Regions from separate parts of the Homo sapiens genome. Here region 2 is linked to region 1. A link is an interaction called in ENCODE POLR2A ChIA-PET data of the cell type or tissue named here. Cell type or tissue: MCF 10A. All regions are shown on one strand. Each heading gives the region's core, and the rest is flanking DNA. Links, peaks and the distances in the headings are about the cores only. Region 1 overlaps TAOK3 (TAO kinase 3). Region 2 overlaps SUDS3 (SIN3A corepressor complex component SDS3).

Region 1 (12,445 bases), core at 2,512-10,511:
GCAGAATTACTGGGCAAGAGCCATTTTCACGAGGGTACCAATTGCTTCTGTGCTAGGTCTAGAATATCAGCAGGGAAACATCATCAAAGGAAATCAAGGCAATTCCTTTGCTGATACGGAAATTGTAAAGAATCTCTTTAGAACTAGAGACAGCAAGCTCAGTAATGCAAATGTACTCACGTGTTCATCTGAAAAACAACAATATCCCCATTTACTATTTAGCAAAAATTGAAAGAGTAGGACCAAAAGCTCAAAAGATGGAAGGTGTAAAAGAAAGTCTCTTTTCTGCTCAGCACTTTGGCAGGCATCGCACTGAATTTGCATCTGTCTGAGTGGTAACTTCCAAAAGTCTGAGAAAGTAAATGTGAGCTGAATATCAAGTGATAAAAGAGATAATTCTGACAGACTCTGTTTGTGTGGGAGGATTGGGTGTTGAGTACCAAAGAGGCGAGGATTAGCATAGTCAAGAAAGCTCACAAATCTAAAACCAACCCTAAGTGAAAATGAACTCAGGGCAAGTTTTCTAAATAATCTCACTATAGCGCACACACATGCACGCACACACACTCACACACACTCACACTTTTTAGTATACTGAAGGATATTTTGTAAAGTGCTCTTTTCTTCCTGATTCTATTGTTCTTTCTGTTCCTCAACAGTTGTATGTGTCTATCACCTAACTATTTCCTTATTCTTTGCTCACCTCTCTCCTTTCTTAGGACCTTCCTTTTTGATTTTTTTTTAAATTTTAATTTTATTTATTTTTTTGAGACGGAGTCTTGCTCTATTGTCCAGGCTGGAGTGCAATGGCACAATCTTGGCTCACTACCACCTCTGCCTCCTGGGTTCAAGCGATTCTCCTGCCTCAGACTCTCAAGTAACTGGGACTATAGGCATGTGCCACCACGCCCGGCTAATTTTTGTATTTTTAGTAGAGACGGGGTTTCACCATGTTGGCCAGGCTGATCTTGAACTCCTGACCTCAAATGATCTGCCTGCCTCAGCCTCCCAAAGTGCTGGGATTACAGGCGTGAGCCACTGCATCCTGCCTATTTTTAAAATTTTTACCTCCATCATACAGCCAGAAGTATCAAATTCAATTCACTTTCAAATAGTGATGGTTTAGTTCTACAATTTTTGCCTTTTCCACACACACCTGCCAGGGTTTCCTTGGTGCTTAATAAATGTTAGATAGTGTAATGCCATAAGCAGCTGCAAATGTCACTGTCAAGCAAAGCTCCATTAAAGCTGCAAAGAGGTGGAAACATCAAGCAAAATAGTTAAGGGAGGCTAAAAACAAAACCAAAAACTCTAGCACTTAGCACAGTTCCTGGTATACAGGGAACTTGATAATAAAAGTTTGCTTAAGTGTTTGTTGAAATTTTAAGGACCTTTCTCAAGGAACCCTGTATTTTGTAGCTACCTTCCTCTCCAAAACTAGAATTCATGAATGACGATCCAGCAAAGATACTTTCCTTTTTTCCATTTACATCTGCAGTCATTAAAGCCTGAAGTAATGGTCAAAATATTCAAACCTCAGCTGGGCACGGTGGCTCACTCCTATAATCCCAGTCCTTTGGGAGGCCGAGGCAGGCGGATCACGAGGTCAGGAGTTCAAGATCAGCCTGACCAACATGGAGAAACACCGTCTCTACTAAATACAAAAATTAGCCAGGCATGGTAGCGCTTGCATGTAGTCCCAGCTACTCAGGAGGCTGAGGCGGGAGGATCGCTTGAACCTGGGAGGCGGAAGTTGCAGTGAGCTGAGATTGTGCCACTGCACTCCAGCCTGGGCAACAGAGTGAGACTCCATCTCAAAAAAAAAAAAAAAAAAAAAATTCAAACCTCAAAGCACAATAAGGGTTAAGTACATCAAAAGTAAGAAAGGCTGGGGGTTATATTATGACCATATTTTTTCTCCTCAGGCTATTCCTCTTTAACTTTTGCAGAGTTGCATTAATTGTGAAGAAAATTTAAATTCAAAATGCCTCTTTTAGAATATTTGTATACTCTCAGACACTTGTCCAGTATGGTGGGGTTTTTGATCTGTTTTGGTTTTTTTGTCATTCTCTGTCCCTATCCACTCATCTTTAAGTGGAGAAAGTACAGCATGCATTTCTGCACAGATCAAGGAAGGAAATCAGGGTGACCTGTACTATCCACACCTTACTGACCACATCCATACTCTGTTGGCAGTGACAGGAAGCAGAGCAAAAATGCTGGCAAGAGGGAAAATTAGGTCAAGAGTCCCAGGTTCTCAGAATGAACAACAGTATAGCCTGGAGGGTTTTGGCACTGCCTCATCTCTCTTGTCCACTGCTGAAGGCAGTCTAGAGTGCTAGGTAAGAACATTACTCAGATGCAAGATTATCTGTGTTTGAATTTTGCTTCTGCCTCTGACTTGTGGTATTGGTTAAGTAACTTAAACTCTCTAAGCCTCAGTTTTCTTATGGGTATAATAGGGAAAATAAAATAAAGTGAGAATAGCAGGGTCAGGTACAAGTTTTTGTAAAGAAGAGATCTTTGCTGGAGAGAGGTAAGAGGTCAAAGGTAAGAAAGAGACAGGACAGCTAATAGTCACTGTTTTTAATTGTGGCAAAGCAAAAAATATTTAGATGTGTTTAAAAAAATCTTCTGCACATATTAGTGCAGAATATTAGTCACTCAAGACATGTTGGATAAATGAATAAAAAATGGAGGAACAACTATTCAATGCTGATAACTGATAAACTTGGTATTAAAAAGAGATATGGGAACAGACAGATTTTCCTTAACTATGATGACCTCTCAAAATATTTGGAAAACACAGCATTTTTTTTCTACAAGTGAAAATTCCAATATCACGACTACCATTTTGTAAACTTCATAAATGCACACAGATCTCAGGGGAAGATGAGTGGAACCGTGCACTATTCTATCTTCAGTACCACCACTCCATTTTGACTCTACCAAAAAACCAAATATACTACTAAACACCCACCCAAACAATCAAAATATCAAGACCAGAAAGTGGATAAACAAAGTACCTGACACCACTCTCATTCCTTTACTGAATTCCTTTCACTTATTCTGTCACTAGAGAAGTGGCCCTATTTCAGCTTGGCCCTATTTCAACTTCAGCTTCCATAGATTAATATGATTTTAATAAAAGATGTATTATAAGCCCTATTTACTCTTCTTAAAATTGAAATCAGCCCCCATTCCTTATCCTCCTCCTCTGTTTTTTTGCTTCACAGCATTTGCCACCTTTTAATAAAATAGGTATTTCACTTAATTTGCATATTTTCTCTCTCTCCTTTCTAGCATGTAAACTCTATGAGGACAGGATTTTCAATCTGTTTTGTTCACTGTTGCATCTTCAATGCCTGAAACAATGTTTGGCAGAATGTACGTGTGCAAAGAACACTTGCCAAAAGTCTGAATAAATTAATCAACTCCATTACAATAGAACAATGCTATGAGACATTTCTTTTGCATTGACTTTTATCTGTGCACTGTTTTCGCCATGTTAACGTCCATTTACAAACTTCATATTATGTTCTAAGAATTGGTTTCTCTCTAGGCCATAACTTTCTTGAAGGGGAGCACTGCATATTACTTTTTAATTTTTCCCTTACTGCTCTCATATTTTATTTTTTAGAGATGGAGTTTTGCTCTTGTCACCCAGGCTGGAGTGCAATGGCATGATCTCGGCTCACTGCAACCTCCACCTCCCGGGTTTAAGCAATTCTCCTGCCTCAGCTTCCTGAGTAGCTGGGATTACAGGCACCTGCCAGCATACCCAGCTAATTTTTGTATTTTCAGTAGAGATGGGGTTTCGCCATGTTGGCCAGGCTGGTCTTTAACTCCTGACCTCAGGTGATCCACCTGCCTTGGCCTCCCAAAGTGTTGGGATTACAGGCGTGAGCCACCATGCCTGGTCCCATATTTTAAATACTAATAAATAAAGTTCAGGTAACTTCTCTCTTTACACTCCTGGTCTTGCCCTTCCTTTTGCCTCCCTCATGCCAACAACACTTTGCTGAAGAGAGTCTGGCACTGTTTCAGTGAAGTCATTATCTATACTACTTGGTTATGAGGTGAATGAATAGACTATGGTTTTAAGTTGTTGAAAAGGCAAGCACGTTTTTCAGAAGAAATTCTTTTATGAGTTCCAATGCAATAAAATAGCTCAGTGATTCAACGGGCTGAATTACATTTCATTCACTTAGAGGTAAATTCCACTGAAGAAAACTAAAGAGCACATACTTCCCCCTTTAATTTTGGCTCTCTAGAAATTTCTCATTTAGTGATATTTCTCATACCAAGAACTAGAACCCTCAAAGGTCTCAGGGAAGAGACACAGGCTGTTTGAACTAGGCCGACTACAAAATATATAATATTAACCAAAAAGAAGCCTTCACCAATTGGTGCTGAATTATTAATTACCTCTTCCTAGACTTCTTCGTATGATAACTTGATTATTTCTTCATACCCCAGTTTAGAAAAATTACCATAATTTATGCTTACACTAAGGAAATCCCTAAATATTCTTCAACAACTTTGCATGGTTACAATGTTCTCTTAAAAAAAATGTAATCTGAAATAAGAAGCCACTGATACATATTATCTACACTGCTTTAAGGCTTTTGCTTTTTGAATGTTATATGTGTACAACTTGTATTTCAGTTTGTCCTAATTTGTGATGTTTTTAGCAATTTGTTCAGATAATGTTCCTAAATCTTGATATGAACTAAACTTATGAAAATTGATTGTGCTTATAGGGATGCCAATAATTTCATTAGATATTATAAAATTACAGTTATTCCCTCATTTTCCGTTGCTATGAAAGGCAAATGGCAAAGAGAAACAACACGACACCTGGAGTGAAAAAGATTTATGTTTAAATCCTCTGCTTAAGAGTGTAGTCTTCAGCCTGCTATCTGGAAAAGCAACCATGGTTAAGAACACGGGTTATGATTAAAGTAGAACTGAGTTCAAATCCCAGATCTAATCCTAACTAACCATATGGCAGGTTTCAAATCTAAGGTTCAGTTTCCTCATCTGTACAAAGGACATAATATAATAAATATATCGAGCACAGGATTGTTTATTGTCAGGATTTAATAAGATAGTGTATGTAATGTGTTAAACAAGGTGGCATGCATAGAATAAGCATTCAATAAACTTAACCCGCCGGGTTTGGTGGTTTATGCCTGTAATCCCAACACTTTCGGAGGCTGAGGCGGGAGGATTGTTTGAGGTCAGGAGTTCAAGACCAGCCTGATCAACGTGGTGAAACCCTGTCTCTACTAAAAATACAAAAATTAGCCGGGCATGCATCTGTAATTCTAGCTACTAGGGAGGCTGAAGCAGGAGAATCCCTTTAACCTGGGAGGCGGAGGTTGCAGTGAGCTGAGACTGTGCCACTGCACTCCAGCCTGGGTGACAAAGCAAGACTCTGTCTCAAAAAACAAAAAAATAATAAAAATAAACTTAATCCACTACTACTAACAAATGACATAATTAAATGTGATATTCTATAGAGAACATATATATCAACTGTTAAGTATTTAACTGTTAATTTTTTACTATTTTATGCATGTCAAAAAGTTGGCGGCTGGGCGTGGTGGCTCACGCCTGTAATCTCAGCACTTTAGGAGGCAGAGGTGGGCAGATCACTTGAGGTCAGGAATTCAGACTAGCCTGACCATCATGGTGAAACCCCATCTCTACTAAAAATACAAAAATTAGCAGGGTGTGGTGGCGGGTGCCTGTAATCCCAGCTATTTGGGAGGCTGAGGAAGGAGCATTGCTTGAACCTGGGAGGCAGAGTTTGCATGAGCTGAGATCACGCCACTGCACTCCAGCCTGGGCAACAGCAAACGAGACTCCGTCTCAAAAAAAAAAAAAAAAAAAAAAGTTGGCTCAATTGCCATTCGATTTTCTCCTCTGCTGCTTTGGAGAGGTTAGTCTTCTTCTGTCATAGGATAGAAATCACTTTTCAGATATTTACAAGAGGACACCATGTTTCATAAAATAATAAAGAATGTAGAAAGGATTCTGTGTCATTTTTTCTGGATACTCAGAGTAATTTATTTTCTCTTAAAGCTCGACCACTGCTGGTTTTTGTTTTTTAACTTTTATTTTAGGTTTGGGGCACACATACAAGTTTATTATATAGGTTAACTGGTGTCATGGGGTTTTGGTGTATAGATTATTTTGTCACCCAGGAACTAAGTATAGTACCTGATAGTTGTTTTTTCTGATCCTCTCCCTCCATTTGGAGTTTTCTTATTCTATTCCTATTTACTGCTAACTTTATTTTTTATGTTTTTATTTAATTTTTTTAGAATTTAGATAGGGTCTCACTATGTTGCCCAGGCTAGTGTCGAACTCCTGGGCTCAAGTGATCCTCCTGTCTTGGCCTCCCAAAATACTGGGATTACAGGGGTGAGCCTCCTCACCCAGCTTATAATTTTAATTATTTCAACACTTGGTTTAAATTTTTCTTTTTGACTTATATTCTTCATGATTGTAAATGGATGTGAAACGTTTCATAATTTTTATAAAAATCCATACATGTTTCCCTCAAGTTCTTGAGTCTAAAATTAACATAGATCTGTCCTTACTTTTATTTAGTGGACCTTAATGTTCACTGAAGAAATATTATTGATACTTAGAGTAACTAAGCCACAATGGTAGGTTCCATAGTTAAAAGATAATTTTATATATTGTACTTTGGACTTAAACTAATCATTCAATTGTAAAGTAGTAACATCAAACTTTTGCTCTCAGAGTTTGTTCTGCTTCATCAGTACATTCAAATAGAATGCTCCATAATGAAGAAAATAGTCTATCACTTCATTTGCACTATCCAATAATGGTAGCCATTAACAACATGTGGCTAGTAAGCACTTGAAATGTGGCTAGTGCAACAGAAGAACGGAATTTTTAAGTGTTTAATTTTAATTAATTTTCATTTAAATAGCTCTTTGGCTAGAAACTACAATGTTGGACAACACAGTTCTAGATAGTTCAAAAAACATCAGTAATTATGTGGAAATAGAATAATAATGATTCTCATTACTAAACTATACAGGTTATATCATTGCCTCAGGAATTGCTGACACATCTCTTGACCAATTGTGCAAGAAGCAATGAGGTTTTGAGCACGGTTTTTTACCACTTTATGAATCAACCTTCCCGCCTCCTCTTCCCCCCCCCATCTCTGGAGTCCTCATAGTTTTCTCTTTAAAATCATTTGTAAAACAGAAAGCAAAGCTCTCAGATCTAACCAGTAGTCTAACTCTGACCTTAGGCTCCCACGGGAATTCAATTATTTTTGTTGGCCTAACCTCTAAGGGATGATGGATTTGCTATCTCTGTGTCCTCCTTCTTCCCTGACTCCCCCTCCCACCCTCACATCTTCTCCTCTAACTAGTCACATTTAGTTAGTTTCTTGACCTGCTGCCTTTGTTTTAAACAGGAATGAAAGAGAACCATAACTGGAAACAGAAACTGTTGCATTCAGTTATTAGGTCGCAATGGGAAAAATGAGGCTGTGTATGTATAAGTGTTTTTGCAGGGTTTAGGATAGCAGCTGCAGCTACCCCTTCTTTCCTTCCACTGCTAGACAAATTTCCAAGCACTTGATACTAGAGTTCTACCACTAGCTAGCCAGCTAGAGGTCTCGGTATCCTCTATGAACTGTTAATGAAGTTCCGGAAGTTCTTTCCTTAAAAAACAAAAGTTCTGAATGCTGACTCTCTAACCACGGAAATGGTATCTTATTACTAAAACACTAAAAATGTTAAGCTGCATACTGCTCCAATGAGTAGTCTGTAGACTTGTTACCATCTGTACTGGCCATAGCGAAAAAGGGTTTGACACTACATGATAGTTACTGGTACTTGTTCCCAATAGCTGCTTAAAATAAGCTGTTGGCAAGTTTGACTACTTTTTTTTTTTTTTTACATTTAAAAAATAACAACATTAAACAGTTATATCTGTAAATGTAAGAAGGTTAAGGCATTCTAAGTCACAGGATGGGATAGGAGGTAGGCACAAGATACAGGTCATAAAGACCTTGCTGATAAAACAGGTTGCAGTAAAGAAGCCGGCCAAAACCCACCAAAACCAAGATGGCAATGAGAATGACCTCTGGTCGTCCTCACTGCTATACTCCCACCAATGCCATGACAGTTTACAGATGCCACGGCAACATCAGGAAGTTACCCTATATGGTCTAAAAAGGGGAAGCATGAATAATAGACCCTTTGTTTAGCATATCATCAAGAAATAACCATAAAACTGGGCAACCAGCAACCCCCCGGGGCTGCTCTGTCTGTGGAGTAGCCATTCTTTTATGCCTTTACTTTCTTAATAAACTTGCTTTCACTTAAAAAAAAAATTAAACATTTACATTTGTATAAAGTACTTTCACATACCTAACCAAATTCAATTATTTTAACAACCCAGTAAGGCAGGAAAATCAGTTATTATTATTCTGATTTTTATGAGTGTCATCTGACTCCTAGGATAGCAGCATGTTTCCCAGTATACCAGTACTTCTACCTGGCAAGGGTGCTGCCCAAAAATGGTCTTGGGAGAATGTAGACGGTGTAGAAAAGTCTGTAATTTGGCCGGGCGCGGTGGCTCACACCTGTAATGGCAGCATTTTGGGAGGCCGAGGCAGGTGGATTACCTGAGGTCAGGAGTTTGAGACCAGCCTGACTAACATGGTAAAACCCTGTCTCTACTAAAAATACAAAAATTAGCCAGGCGTGGTGGCACATGCCTGTAATCCCAGCTACTTGGGAGGCTGAGGCAGGAGACTCGTTTGAACCCAGGAGGCGGAGGTTGCAGTGACCTGAGATCGCACCACTGCACTCCAGCCTGGGGAACAGCAGCGAAACTCTGTCTCCAAAAAAAAAAAAAAAAAAAAAAAAAAAAGCCTGTATGGTTGTAATTAATTGAGCACTCAAATTTAGTTCTTAAAACATTTTCTTTCCCCTCTTTGAATTATATTATTTTAAATGTCACTGGGCACGGTGGCTCACGCCTGTAATCCCAGCACTTTGGGAGGCCAAGGAGGGCGGGTCACCTGAGGTCAGGAGTTCGAGACCAGCCTGGCCAACGTGGCGAAACCCCATCTCTACTACAAATACAAAAATAAGCTGGGCGTGGTGCTGCATGTCTGTAATCCCAGCTACTTGGGAGGCTGAGGCAGGAAGAATTGCTTGAACCCAGAGGTAGAGGTTGCAATGAGCCGAGCTCGGGCCACTGCATTGCAGCCTGGGCAACAGAGTGAGACTGTCTCCAAAAAAAAAAAAAAAAAAAGCCAACCTTCTAGGGTAGATTTTGTAAAAACCAAATTATGGACATCCTAAGTTCTCAGATGTACAAATGAGTTACAGCTCTAAGTTGCATCTCTTCAATTTTATTTCTTGAAACAACTGCCCTCCTCCCTGCAAATCTACCCTCCCTTCTTGGCTCAAATGGTGGTTTTCTTTCCTTTTTTTTTTTGAGATGAAGTCTTGCTCTTATCCCCCAGGCTGGAGTGCAATGGCACGATCTTGGCTCACTGCAACCTCCGCCTTCCGGGTTCAAGAGATTCTCCTGCCTCACCCTCCCGAGTAGCTGGGATTACAGGCGCCTGCCACCACGCCTGGCTAATTTTTGTATTTTTAGTAGAGATGGGGTTTCACCATGTTGGCCAGGCTGGTCTCAAACTCCTGACCTCAGGTGATCTGCCCGCCTCAGCCTCCCAAAGTGCTGAGATTACAGGCCTGAGTCATCAGGCCCCGCCACATGGTGGTTTTCTTTATCTTCCTCCTGGCTATGTGCTGGGTAGCAGATTATCCACAATTATTATTGTAGCTCAAAAACCTGAGTTTTCCTGTTTCTCTTCTTTTACCATTTTCTTATTCTTTCCCCCCATAGGCAACTCCCTCCCTTCTCATAATTAGCTTAAGACCTTAATGTTGGCTGGGTGTGGTGGCTCACACCTGTAATCACAGCATTTTGGGAGGCTGAGGCAGGCAGATCGCTTGAGCCCAGGAGTTTGAGGCCACAAGATCAGCCTGAATAACATGGCAAAACCCAATTTCTACAATAAAATATAAAAATTAGCTGGGCATAGTGGCGTGCACCTGTGGTCCCTGCTACTTGGAAGGCTGAGGTGGGAGGATTCCTTGAGTCAGGGAGATGGAGGTTGCAGTGAGCCGTGATCGTGCCACTGCACTCAACCTCTACAACAGAGTGAGATTACAGAGTGAGACTGTGTCTCATAAATAAATGAACAAATAAATAAGACAGACCTTAATGTTTTCTAACAAGGTGGTTTTGATATTTGGTGAGCTATGTATAGACTCTTCTGAAATGTGAAATATGTATGTCTTCAAACATATAAACAAGGTAAGTTCTTCACACACTATGAAGCTTCATAAAAGGTTCCATTTAAATTTGTATCTTGGCAAAATTATTGAACTTGGGGAGTATCCCTAAACTGTTAAATCAGCAATATTACATCTGTTCCAAACTGGTATCTCATTTTTCTTGGAGTTCACAGAAAACAAAAAATAAGGCAACATAAAAATTATCCAGAGTTTTGCTTGGACAGATTTCTATTATCTGCCCATTTAATATATAATATCTATTTGATATAATTTATTAAATGTTTATAATCATCCTTCTATTATATAAATAGGTTTACCACATCTGCTTGGTGATGTTGGTAGCTTTTTTCTTCTGTTATAAGGGAGAATATGGAGGAAGGATTTAAAGTACAGGAGGTCAAATGGAGTCAAGAATGTGTAAACCGTGTAGTGTAGATAGCCTTAATATATTCTGGACTTAGAGTTTTAGGGCAGTGGGAAAACTAATCACATTCATAAGACATTTTGCAACTACATTATTCCCCCACAAATAATAGTTATTTTAATCTATATCCACAAATAATAGTTACTGGCTATATCTACAAAGTTTGTGTAGATATCTACAGATTCTATGACCCTACAGTGTTTCATAGGTATTCATGTAGCACTTTTAAAGTACAATTAATGAACTGTGTCCAGCAAAGGTTTATACTGGCCTTTCCTTCAAAATTAATGAAATAAAACTGTACATTGTTGTCTCAGTAAAAATAAAGGCACAAAGAATTCACAAATAGGGGCCGGGCATGGTGGCTCATGCCTGTAATCCCACCACCTTGGGAGACCGAGGCAGGTGGATCACCTGAGGTCAGGAGTTCGAGACCAGCCTAACAAACATGGTGAAACCCTGTCTTTACTAAAAATACAAAAATTAGCTGGGTGTGGTAGTGGGCACCTGTAATCCCAGCTACTTGGGAGGCTGAGGCAGGAGAATCGCTTGAACTTGGGAGGCAGAGGTTGCAGTAAGCCAAGGTTGTGCCATTGCACTCCAGCCTGGGTGACAGAGAGAGACTCTGTCTCAGAAAAAAAGAAAAAAAAGAAAGAGCTCACAAATAAGTTTGTTATAAGGATTTTCACCATGAGATAGGGAAAACTCTTATTAGCCTGAAACATGGCCTTTGGCCCTTCCTCATAGGAATCCCAAGAGACAAAGAATAAGTCTCATTTAGAGTTGAATAATTTTTTTTTTTTAAAAACAGCATTAGATCTATGTAAAGATAGTATTTAAAAACCAAACAAAACTAAGAAATGGGAAAAAGAAATGGCAGGTGAAGAACTCTTTTCAGAGAATAAAAGTTGTCATATAGCAATGGATGCTGTGTCAGAACATACTGCCAATAAACTTTAAGAAAAAAGGAACTCAATGAAGTTACTGTTATATAAAACAGGAGCTCACAGCAGGGATGTAAGAGTTAATGGAAGATATCGTGAGCCAAAACAGGGAATAAAACATGATTTGGCAGAAGTCAAGAGAGATGTGGGGAGAAAAATAAAACCACTAATGAAATGAAGCTGGCAAGAAGCAGCACAAAGAACTGGCAATGGTGGAGACGTGGTAAGGGACATGGGTGGAGAATTGAGGAAAGTAGCAAAACAACAGCACCTTGAATAAAGTTTTTAAAAACTAGAGTAAATTATAGATTTGAAAGATAATATATTCAAAATCAGTTTCCTTGAAAAATAGAAATATAATTGTAAATCTATAATTTTAAAAAACTTTCTACAAATGAAAATAAACTTGAAGCTACAGACTGAAAAGGCACACAGAAGCCAGGGGAAACAGGCACAGAATAATTAAACATTGAGACATAGCTTTATTAAGCTACTAAATTCCAAAGATTAAAATAAGGGCTTGACATTAAAAAAAAATCTAGTCCCTTAATTTAAGACTACTTTAAAGCCTATAGAAAAAATATGGCTAAATTATATAAGCAAGTGTAATTCTGAAAATAAACAATGCTAAGATTTTAGATAATAGTTACCCATAATGTTCCTATAACCTGTAACTAACCATACCTTGGACAACTAAA
Region 2 (12,445 bases), core at 2,011-10,010, 110 kb after region 1:
GGTCTTGATCTCCTGACCTTGTGATCCGCCTGCCTCGGCCTCCCAAAGTGCTGGGATTACAGGCTTGAGCCACCGCGCCTGGCCTCAGGATGGAAGCCTTTAAATTAAGCTAAATGGGAAATCCAGGCTATTCCTCAAATGTGAATTATTAAGACTTCTTTAATTATAATTTTTGTTGTGATGGTGTTTTTGTTTTGTTTGGTTTTTACTTCCTGTCTCTGTCCCTCCCTTTTTAAAAATGTGTGCCTTGTTTTTGTCAGGTACCACAAGAGCCAGGCCATCTATCTGGAGTCAAAGGACAACCAGAAACTGAGCTGCGTGATCAGTTCTGTAGGAGCCAATGAGGTGGGAACCACACTCCCTCACCTTTAGGGAAGCAAAATGTGTACTGCGAAGTGTTGGTAGGGCAAACCTGAAATGAAAGTGCCACCAAGGAAGTACAGTGGAGTACTGTCTTCTATGTGGGTTAGATTCTAAAGTCAGGCAGAAATTGCACATTGTCAAAATCATCCTTGAAAAGTCCTTACATTCGCTTGACTACAACATATGCGGATTTGTCTATTCCATGGGGTATTTGTGAACTCCCGGTACAGCTACTGATTTGGGAACCACGGAGCTAGATTCCAGGAAAGAACAAAAAGCAAGTCTGTGTGGTGTCTGTACATTCAACTCCTGCTTCTTTTTTTTTATTTTTATTTTTTTTGAGACAGAGTCTCACTCTGTTGCCCAGGCTGGAGTACAGTTGTGCTATCTTGGCTCACTGCAACTTCCACCTCCCAGGTTCAAGTGATTCTCCTGCCTCAGCCTCCTGAGTAGCTGGGATTACAGGCACCCACCACCACGCCCGGCTAATTTTTGTATTTTTTTTTAAGTAGAGATGGGGTTTCACCACGTTGGTCAGGCTGGTCTTGAACTCCTGACCCCGTGGTCTACCCAGCTCGGCCTCCCAAAGTGCTGGGATTACAGGCGTGAGCCACCACACCTGGCCAACTCCTGCTTCTTTTTAAGGTAACCATCTACTGAGAATGGAGCTTGACTGTGGAGCATACTCCATCTTGGTTTTGTTTCTCTAGAACTTTCACACATACCAGTAGATTTGTTTCTTGCTGTGAGGATTGAATGAGGCACCTGGCACAGGGTCTAGCACCCAGTAAGTGCTCACTAAGTGAGTGCTGGCCTGAAACGACCCACACGCCACTTGCCTGCCGTCTTTCCTAGCTGAGATGTCCTATTGTGCTTCAAAACAAGTTGCCAGGGTTATGCCCTTGGTTTTTGGTCTCCTCGAGACACTCCTTTAGGATGGATGGGGTCTGGTTTTAAAGTCAGCTCAGAGGGTTATACCTGAGGATGATATGACTGCCCTCTGAGTTCTCCAAGTGGTCTTTCATGAGGAGTATATAAGCAATGTGTAACTTATGTTGTTAGTTAAAGTTAAAAACTTTAATAGCTGGATTGGCTTGATCTTTTATCAGTCCACAAATGTCTGCAAAGAAATTGATTTCTATGTGTCTGCCCTCTGTAACTTATTCGTGCCAGTGCACAGTAAATGTAATGAAACTGGATTATGAAGTAACTTAAGCCTCTTCTATTCTTCCAGCTTCCTGAATTGAAAATGCCCTGAAATGTGACTAGTTTGCAAAATGATTGTTTACTTAGAAGTTAGGGAGAGCCTTCTAGATAAATGAATGCCATTCTTCTCTGGGCTGAGGATCCGTGTGAGTCCCCTCAAGCCAAGTCAGAACCAGAACAGGGAAGCTAATAGAGAGACCTGGTCCTCAGCCAAGAGGTGTCACGATTTCATGGTAATCATTTGCACCTGGCTGTCTGGGTTGTTCCACAAGCACATGTGGCCTTCTAGTACCTGACCCTAACTTCAGAACCAGTGCATTATTCTCCTCTATGATACCTCAAGATTTTTCAGAAAAATATAAATGCAAGTTAGATTGTTTTTCCCCTCTCTCTGCCGAATATTGTCGCGTCTTGACATAATAGAGTGTCAGTGAGATCTGACAAATGGTGACACTGAAACACGTCTTCTGGAGGGGAGAAGCTTCAGTGCACTGAAGACATGCAACTCTGGCAATGGGGAAACCGTTCTCATTTCTTGAAAGTGTTCCAGCTCATTTTTCAGATCAAATTCTAGGTGACACTGGAGCTACTTGGCTTTAGCATAGCTTGACTCCAAGCAGGTTTGGTGGGTAGCTCTGAGTGTGTGGATGACTCCCTGACTTAGCTTTTCTTGGGATCAGTTTTTCATTTAAAATGATTCTGCAAGGTCCCTTGGAGGCTTAGCTTCATGTGAGGTCTTTAACTTTTTAAATTTTTAAGCCAGTGTATTTGACTTTAAAGCAGTAGAGATACTGCTGAATAATCACATTAAAGAAATTGAGATGAAACAGAATAAGCTTTTTTAAAACCTGAAAACTGAGTCCAGGAAGGAGGAGATAAATCTGTAAACTTGTATATTTGGGTGAGATGCAGACCTTTCAAAAAACTGTGCTTTTGGCTCTATTTAATTGCATGTTACAGAAAAACAGGCAAGAAGAAGCCAGAGACTGCTTTAGTAGAGAAGAGCCAGGGGCTTTGATGTCAGACACCAGAATTCACGTCGTGATAAGTGACTCAGCCTTGCTGAGCTTTGGTTTCCTCTTCTTTAAAATGGGGCCAATGATAGTAGTTATTTCATAGGGTTGTCTTGCGGGTGAAAAAGCTCAGCCTGATCAGCATGGTGTCTGGCACACAGAGCTCAGTAACCCTGGCTCAGGGGGTCAGGTGACTGGCAGCAGCTCCCCTTCTCACCCATGGCTTTAGGATGCCCCTTATTGAGTGCACTTTGTCAGCCCTGGCAGTCCCCTGTTGCAAGAGTTCATTCTCAATTCAATGGAAGAATGCATCTGCCCTGTAAAATGCACTGTAATCTAATACTGTCTGTGAGAGGGGGATATGGTGAGGAGGGAAGGACTCTCGGAAGTGCTTCAACCTTCTCATGATCCTAATTGGGCCTTAGCTCATTAGTGGGCATTTTTCTATTGTTGATATTTTTTCCCTGTTTTTCTGCACAACCATTAGCCTTCATTGCCAGGAAACCAAAGTATTGAAAGTTTGTATAATATGGAAGTCCCTTGGAGCAAGGAAAATACTTCCAAATTTGAAAGTTTGTGTTTATGAATAGATGTCTCTTGAGTGTTGATAACACAGTAATCAAACCAAATTTAAAAGCATCTTTAAGATCAAGGCAGAAATGGAACCCAAGATTGCTGTGCTTTCCATTTTCGTAATCACAGGTGTGAGAGAGATGGCTGAGAAACGAGTTCAAGGCTGATGCCTGTTCCCAGCGGCATGCCTTTAGATGGCCCGAGGTCAGGGGTGCTTATGAAGCCCTCACAAGTTGAGACAGTTTATTCCAGCAAGAGGCTACCAGCCTTCTGCTTGCATCTCACTCGTGCAGATATTTTGATGGTGTAGGAGATTTGCTCTTCTGTATTTAACTTTTCATCTTGTTCCCTTTCCTCTCCCCTGCAGATCTGGGTGAGGAAGACAAGTGACAGCACCAAGATGAGGATCTACCTGGGCCAGCTTCAGCGCGGGCTCTTCGTGATCCGCCGGCGCTCAGCTGCTTGACTTTCTACAGTGCTCTTCTCTTGACCCTTTTTCTGGAGTGGGTTTTATTTTTGTTTTGTTTCGTTTTCTCCTTAATAGAAAAATGTTAACTTACTGGGAATAGCTACTCAGCCTTGGAAATGGAGAGCACTGCAGTGAATTCTTTAGGGCACTTTTGTGGCCGGATGCTTCCAACTTTGTCAGTCTTTTCTGCCTCAACTTCTTCCAGACATCAGTCACCATGAGACTGTTTTACTTTCAGGCGTATTGGGGGGTTTGATTTACTTTCCTTTTATTTCTTTATTTTTTGCTTATACTTGTTTTTGAAAACCTCCTCTGAGTTTGAAGGGACAGCTATTTTTATTGATTATCTTTAAGTCTCTCTACCATGGAGAAGAGCAGGAAGGGATACACTCTCCAGTGCATTTTCATGTTTTGAATCTGATTAGTGGATCACGTAGCTACTTTCCCTGTCGCGTCCAATTCACTATTTGCCCAGAAGCTTGGGGCAGAGGTCCTAGCAGGAGATGATGAATTCTCGTGGCTCTCGGCCTTCTCAGAGAAATAAATGCTTTGTGTAACATCTGTGCACACCATCCATTCCGCTCGCTGAGCGATGGAAAAGCTTGCCTGGAAGACTATGTGCACTGAAGTAAATGGGGTTGGGGGAGGGGACATTTCATATTTATAATGTGCTGAAGGTACCATATTTTAAATGTTATTTAATGCAGGTGATTTATTCAAACATTTGTTCTAGCTTAAGCTGGAATAAGCAGTGGTCATTTCAGAAGTTTTCATTTGTAATTCCTTCCTCTCCCTTGTTCCCAAGTAGGTAGTAGTAAGTATGTGCCACAGGCTGATTATCTGGGTAATCTTTTACGGGTGGGAGGTGAGATTGATAGTGCAATAATCAGTGATCTATAGACCCTCATGCACGATTCAAGTTTCACTCTTGTGGCTGATGCCATTATTGCACATTGGCCATTCCAAACCTGTGGAGAACTTTGTTGTCAGGCCCTGAGCGCTCACAGCTTCATTTGGCCCAGGTTGAAGACAAGGAAAGCTCTGCTGTGGCTGCCTCTGGACTGACACCCTCCCTAATGAGTCCTGATGAAACAGCCTTTCCTACATCCTTCCCTCACTCCCATGATTGGAGAAATGATTCATTGGGTGATGAGTGTTGGGGTTTTCTATACTCATGTTGCCATCTTGAGATGTTCAAAAAATTTGGGGTTAGAGCAACTGTTAGCGTCTCTATGAGCAATCAGTAGAACTTACACATCCTAGGAAATCTTTCTTTGTAAGTAATTCTTTTGGTCTCAAGTGATTCTCTTCATGTTGTCTCTTGATGTACATACCCCCAAGCAAGTTGGGGGGACTGTGATGACAATTAAATCACCTTCTCTGAAGTTCTGGCTCTGCAGAGACCAAACCTTACTGACTTGTACAGACTTGTACAAGTAAAGACTTATACAGATAGATTTTTGTTTTAACTTACAATCCGTTTTTTCCTCTTTTTTTTTTTTTTTTCTGGTGTTGGAGTCTTATTTAGAAAACAGGATAAATGACGCTGTTATCAAAAGTTGCCTGGGGTTCTGTATTTCTTCTCTGCCCTCCAATCCCCGACTGCTATGATGTTTACTACAGTGAACCCAGCCCATGGTAAACACAGGCTTCACCTGTTCTTGTTTGTTAGCCTTGACTGTGAGGCAGGACTTCCCTCGCTTGAACTGTTACACATACGATGTGTGTGTCACATCACATATTGTGCAGCTGTTGGTTTTCATGTAGTGCCCTGCGATGGAAATTAGATATATTTCATGTATTTTTCCATTGAAGGTGGAGTTTTTCAATGATCATGTGTTTTGTCCTCCTAAACAGTATACCAAAGTTTGTTTTTATAGTTGAGGATTGTATTGATAACCACTGGGGTTCCGCATTGAAGCAGGAACAAATTGCCTCTTTTTCTGGCCTTCTCTGTGGGACCTCTGCTTTTGTGAAGCAACTATTTATTTGAAGACCAGGGTATGGGCACTTTTGCCTTCTCTCCTCTCTGACTTTTGAGGGTATTGAGGGCGCCCTTAGTCATAGTCTCGACTCCGCCATTGCCTTCTCCTCGGCGTCCTCACAACTCTTAATTGGGCCTAGTGAAAATGGGGGCAGGTGAGAAGTCCATTTTGAGAATCAGCATAGTAAATTACATTTCTAATCCCAGAGGACTTAATATTTTCTTTTGTCACCCCAGAGGTGAAAAATCAGCAGTTGAAGCCTGACAGGCCTCAGTGGTGACCAGGAACAGAAGCAGCCTTCCTGTTAGTAGATGGGGGTACTTCTGTGGTGGGCAGAAGCCTTACTAAAGGGGAAGACAGACTTTGAAGTTTCTAGACGAGAAGGAGGCTAGCTTCTAGCCTGGGTGGCCATTATTCCAAAAGGTCATTGTTTCTCACTAGACCCCAGGGCACCAGATGAATTTCCAAGTTTAAACTCTTTCCTGCAGGTGATTACTTTGAAAAAGGTTGGTCCAGACCATTTTGATCAAGAACCTGTATATGTGTTGTGTTAGAGGCATCTGCCTCAAGTCTATGTACAGTGTTTGCTGCGGGTGTGTTCCAATATTCATTTTACCTCTGCTTGGGGGTTTTGTGTGTTCCCCTCCCCCCATGCCCTGCCTACCCCCTTTTCCCTGAACCACGTCCTTTTGAATAATTTCCAGATGGATTTCTGTAGCCATACCAAAGCCAGGGTGTTTTCATTCATGCGGATACTAGTATTTATAGATGTCTGACTACCTAACTTAATTTTTGTTTTTGAACTTCTAATTGGGGCCAGTGTAAGGTCGATCCCAGAGGCTGATCTGCAAATCAAGCTACATGTATTTGTGTATAAGACCCTGTGTTCAGGACTGGGTGACTTTTCTAAGAAATATGGGGTTTAGAATGGGGTTGACTGTATTTTTTAACCTAATTCTGGAGAGAAGATTGTATTTTTTACAGTTTTTTGGGTTTGGCTTCCTTCTCACATTTCTTTAGCTTTGAATTTTTACTAAATAAATTTCCTCCTGATTAATTTTTTTTTTCTCATCTGGGAATTTGAAATCTCGGTGCTTACTGTTACACCAATTTGTCCAAAGAGTTGAAATCACTTTAATGCCAGAACATGGTAAATTTGCAGCCATTTCAAGCAGGTGATGGTCTTTTTTTATAACATCGTTAACGGGTACCATTAAATATTCTGAGAGGTGAATGTAAAATATAAAAGGTATAGGTTTTTTTTTTTTTTTAAAGAAAACAATAAACTTTCAAAGAGAAAACCAGCATGAAGTCTGTATTGTATCCATTGACTTGATAAGTGATAGAAATTTATTTTAGGTTTTTGATCCATTGCTTATGGGGAAAGGAAGTTAGGGCAGAGGAAGGGATATTCTAGACATTTAATTCTTAGTGAAGACTAAGATACAGAATGATGTCAGGCTAATACTCAGTTTTGTAAAGAGCAATCTGGGGTGTTGACCCTTAAATGTTTGTGCACTCTTCTTGTTGCAGATAAAAGTCATTAAAAATCAAGTGAATAGAATGGATCTTGGGTGGAAAAACAATCTTGAAATAAACTTGTGATTGAGGATATTGTTCATTTGGTGCATGATTAAGGAGGATATTGTTCCTGGCTTTTGAGATAGTGCCTACCAATCTTAACCAAACAGTGATGGTATTTGTACTGCTCCCGGGGTCAGCCAACAAGCCTGCGTGCTGCCACAGGTGACCGACCTGTGACCCAGTTATGGCACCCCTTTGGGAAAGACTGCTTTATGCTTTAGATGATGGAGAGGGGTGGTTTCTGTTTTTAAAATGTTTGAATTAGACAGAAATGTGCACAAGTTTTAATTGTAGAAGTTGTTGAAATCTCTCAAAGTGAATTCATCCATGTAACTATTATAGCATCCAGATCAAGAAATAACATTCCCAGAACCCACAAGCCCCTTAGACTTTCAGCTACTCCTCCCAACTAGTTTTCTCTATTTTAAGTACCTTAACCTTCAAGCTCTTGAGCTGCTTCCTTCCATGGTTGTTCTAGAAGAGCCAGGTACCTGGTATAGGCTAGGGATTGACCAGGAATGCAAAGAGCTAGCAGCAAAGGATATGACTAATTGGGGAGGGGAAAAACAGATTCAGGTCAACCTGCTCACCCTCCCCATTGTTCCCAAGGCAAGTGGGGCTTGCCCTTGATGTCATAGTCTGCCTTTTCCTGAGTACTTTGTATATATGCCAGGCACTGTACTAAACCCCTCATGGGAGGCACTTTCTCACTAATCTTCACAATCTCTGAAAGAGTACTAACTCCCAAATTTAAGGCTGGCTCAGTCTAAGCCTTGACTTAATTCTAGAAACCCAGAGCTCAGCACTGTGCCTCATACGTAAATACTCTGTAAATGTTAGCAAATGATATTAGGGTATGATGTGCCAAGGCAAACTGGTGAGTAATAGTGCATGTTCTGGGTGCTGGCCCCTTCCCTTGTGTTACCTCATTTAAGCCTCATAATAAATTAAGGAGAGTACACTGCTGCTGTCACCAGTATTCAATTATTATTTTGGTCACCCATGAAGCAAGCATCTCACCAGTTTTTAAAGAAGGAAACAGACTCCTTGAATTAGAGGAGGTGATTCTCCAAGGTCACACAGTACATAACAGTCTGGATTTAAAGTTTCCAAGCCAGGTTTCCCCTAACCACTACACTTTGCAGTCCTTCCCCATGTTAATCTGTTAAAATTACGTTCAACATTTCTGCCTTTCTTCAGGATTTCCCTGGGAGGTTTTGTTTGTTTGTTAAAATACATAAGCTGCTTTCACCTCCTATACACACATGCTCCCAGAGCAAAATGCTAGAAGTACAAACACTATTATTTGCAGGACCCTTTCCCCTGCCTGATAACTCTGGGTTTCTCTCTTGGCAATATAGTTGAGAGCCATGGTGACCAGCCAAGAGCTTGCTTTCTGTTGATCCTGCATGAGTATAACCATCCTAAAAAGGAATGGAAACAGCTCATTGGTCGTGATGAGAACTGCTTTATCCAATAAGCTACAAGAGAGCCTTTGGGCAAAAACATGTATCGGTATTTTTTCAGATCACTTCCTCCCTCCCTGCCTTATCATCTATGGAGTTGGAGCCATTGAATTGGTTTCTAAAAATGTCGGTATGGAGTTGGGCCTTCAGCATCTTGATGCTCTGATGTCACTGGACCTTTCCATGGCATGCCCTCCTGTAGAGGCACTGTAATGGAAGAATAAATACCTTAGCTCCATGTCACCTGCCCCGAAACTGCTCAGTTCTAATTGGCGACCTGCTTATCAACCAAACCAGGAGTGTGCAGTCTTTGGGCAGAGGCAGGAGTAGAACCAATTTCTGGCCTCTTGCACTATCATTTGAGGAACTCTAAGCCCCATCCTTGGGAAGGCTAAGCACTTTTCCTGCTTTTAAAAAGCACCAGATGGAATGAACTAGAAACATCATTTCACTCCCTTTGAACATAATATGGTGAGGAATACATTTGCTTTAGGAACTTTGGTGTTTACCAGAATAGATGTTTTTGTGAATAACTGATTATTAAGACAAAAAAGTAGATTTAGGAGGATCCTTAGAGGAGAGAGGTAGATAAGAGACAGCATAGGTACCGAGATGCTTAATCCCTTTGCTCATTTTCTCTAATCTGTGTTTACTCGATTCCCTGAAAGATACAGATCTATAAAATATTCACTTTACTGATACGAGAAGACCAATAACCCGAATCTTAAAGATTCATATTTTTCAGAAGTCGGAGACTTAGCGGTGTGTTGTGTTTTTCCGTAGGCTGATGCTCAGATCTGTTGGCATCACCTCTCTCTGCCAGTGGTGTGGACAGGCAGGGGGTACAGTAGGTGGCATTCCCAGAGCCAGTCAGGAAAACAATGCCCCAGGTCCTGGGAGTCAGCAACACCGGTACGGAGCAAGCAGATACTCAACGCAGGAGTACAGTACAGGTTAGCAAGCCCCTGCAGGTAACCAGGAACCCCCTTTATTTCACCACCAATTATTTTCATAAGTGTTTGAGTGTTTACTGAGATGCAGGGTGGCATTATGGCTAAGAACAGAAGCTTTGGAATCAGGATTTGAATCTGGCTTTACTGTTAAGCTGGCTAGGTGTGACCTTGGGCAACTTAATTTCTTTGAACCTCAGTTTCCTCATTTGCTAAATCATATCTACTTCAGATATGTTTTTGAGGATTCTAATAATATTAACACAGCCCCAATTTCCTTCTGGTAGGAATACAATTTAAAAACATATTTAAAACATAGCACCTACTGTGCTAAGTATTCTGTTAACTCACTGAATCCTCGTAACAACCCTATGAGGTAGCTACAATTATAGTCCTTGTTTTGTAATTGAGGAAATCGAGAAACAGAGAGGTTAAGTAACTTGCTCAAGGTCACACAGCCAGTAAATGGCAAGCCGGGATTCTGAGCCCAAGCAGTCTCTCCAGAGTCCCTGCCCTCATTCACCCTGCTGTACTGTGAGGAGTACATAACACAGGGTTGGACATGGTTACTGCCAGTCTGTGGAGACTGTCCCTACCATTACAGATGCTGTGGCCATTTGTATACTTCTCTCTTTGGATGCTAGTCTGACTACTAGATCCTAAGCGATCAGAACCATTTCAGGAAAGCTACTTCAGCTAACAGCAGACCACGAAGGTAAAGCTGCTGGCTTTAGAGACCATGCTCAGCATCACCTCCTACAAATGGGTGGGGACTGCCCCAGGTGCAGGGGTGAGAAGGACTCTGAGGCCCAAGTTCCAGTAGAGCAAGAAACAGTTGCCCAATCCATTTTTTCTGCTGTGAGCAAGGGAGTCCATTTAGTGTTCCTGATTTAGTTTGAGCCCTTCATTTGAAGATGAAAACAGCTGCAGCCCAGAGATGTTAAATGACTTTCCTGTGGTCTTAGAGCTATAGTCAGTACCACAGCTGGGCTATAGTCAGTACTACAGCTGGAATATGGTTAGGACAATCATTTGAGGACCTCTTTATGCCGGGCTGGGTGCTGGAAAGCATAGTGGACAGCTCCTGGGATATGAGACTTTCAGGACTAAAACCAGAAAGTCCCAGGCACACTGGGATGGAAATACCCTAACACTGCCATCGTTCTATGGGTTCATTTTTGCCTCTGTCTGTACCTGCCCAGTGGAGGTGATGAAGGCCCTGAGTTCATAATCCTGGCCTAGCCACTCATTAACCTTGGGACATTTTCTTAGTCTCTGTGTGCCTCAGTGTTAGGGTATTCCCATCCCAGTGTGCCTGGGACTTTCTGGTTTTAGTACTGAAAGTCTTGTATCCCAGGAGCCCTGTCAGACTGGGGCAAGCTGGGATGGTTGGTCACCCTACCCAGTTTCCACTGTAAAATGGGGGTGACAACTGCTGTTTTTTCACAGATTTGATTTGAGGGTTAAGTAATTTATTATTGATAAAGTACTTAGAAATAGTGTTTGGGACATAGTCTTTTCTCTCTCCCTTTCTGTGTATATAGATATACACACACACACGTACATATGTGTGTGTGTAATATAACACATATGCACATGTATATATACACACACATATACATACACACATTGTTAGAGATGAGGTCTCACTGTGTTGCCCAGGCTGGAGTGCAGTGGCTATTCACAGGCACCATCATGGCTCACTGTAGCCTCAAACTCCTGGCCTCAGGCGATCCTCCTGCCTCAGCCTCCCAAGTAGCCGGGACTAAAGGCAATACATATTTATTTTTCCTTGTTATTCTTGTTTTCATTATTATTGGAAGAAAGTGTTTCCACCACAGAACGGGTCCCTGGAGACCTTCACTCTTATCCCAAACAAGACAGGGAACTTTGCTATGATAATCTTTTGGTCACCTGCAGCCAGTTGTTTGGAGTGTTTCTTCATCTACTTGAAATAGTAAATAATCATAAGCTTGAGGAACACATTTGTCATTGCATTCAATTCAAAAACCATTTATTGAATTTTACTGCATGTTAGGTAGTGTTCTAGGCTCTTTTGGGGGATTCAGAGAAAGCTAGGCAGGCCTTGAGCAGTGTCTATGACCAAGAATGGGAATTCCATACAGAGGAAATGGCTTGAGCAAAAAGACAAGTGGATATGAGTCATGTTTAAAGTCAAATAGTAGCGTGTGTTTAACATACATCACAAGCCTTGAACTTTTTTTCTTTTTTCTTTTTTTTTAGACAGAGTCTTGCTCTGTCGCCCAGGCTGGAGTGCAGTGGCACAATCTTGGCTCACTGCAACCGCCGCGTCTCACAGGTTCAAGCGATTCTCCTGCCTCAGCCTCCTGAGTAGCTGGGATTACAGGTGCCTGCCACCATGCCCGGCTAATTTTTGTATTTTTAGTAGAGACGGGGTTTCACCATGTTGGACAGGCTGGTCTTGAATTCCTGACCTCATGATCCACCCACCTCAGTCTCCCAAAGTGCTCGGATTACAGGCGTGAGCCGCCACGCCTGGCCACAAGCCTTGAACTTTAAAACCAGTTTGCTCCCTGTTTGGTTATCTTTTTGCCCTTTCCCATCGAGGACTCGCCTTCCTTTCCTTTCTGCCTCTCTCCTTTCTTCTCCCCACTGTGCCTGCCCTGCTTGCTCTTCTTCCCCTTTCTGTCACCAGTGCAGTGGCTCATGGCTGACCTGCAGTGATGCTTTCCAATTTCACACTAACATGCTCCTGAAAGTATTAATAAGCTAACTCATATGTAAAACCAATAAAGGGCAACAGCACACATTCCTGTTAGACAGTAATTTTACCTGATTCCCTTTCTCCTACTTT

Evidence for each region. ChIA-PET counts read pairs that join two places held together with the same protein. Peaks named below come from ENCODE experiments on the same cell type or tissue, not always from the same donor. Only the 100,000 strongest peaks of a DNase experiment are listed, where the experiment ranks them.
Region 2: POLR2A ChIA-PET joins it to region 1 with 5 read pairs; 2 of 35 experiments call an interaction of 5 or more read pairs at or near these places.

What each region holds. Positions count from the first base shown.
Region 1 is chr12:118,300,026-118,312,470 of GRCh38, forward strand. The region is part of intron 1 of TAOK3 (TAO kinase 3); the gene reads right to left. Among named protein-coding and RNA genes, the nearest start is that of TAOK3, 67 kb to the right of the region's middle. RefSeq lists an enhancer at 8,174-8,273. In MCF 10A, for the core only: no CTCF peak of the experiment used is centred there; DNase peaks (open chromatin) are centred at 7,156 and 7,756.
Region 2 is chr12:118,410,813-118,423,257 of GRCh38, forward strand. SUDS3 (SIN3A corepressor complex component SDS3) reads left to right here. Exons shown (of 12, transcript NM_022491.3): 11 at 261-345; 12 at 3,523-7,221. The coding sequence ends at 3,621. Among named protein-coding and RNA genes, the nearest start is that of SUDS3, 40 kb to the left of the region's middle. In MCF 10A, for the core only: no CTCF peak of the experiment used is centred there; no DNase peak of the experiment used is centred there.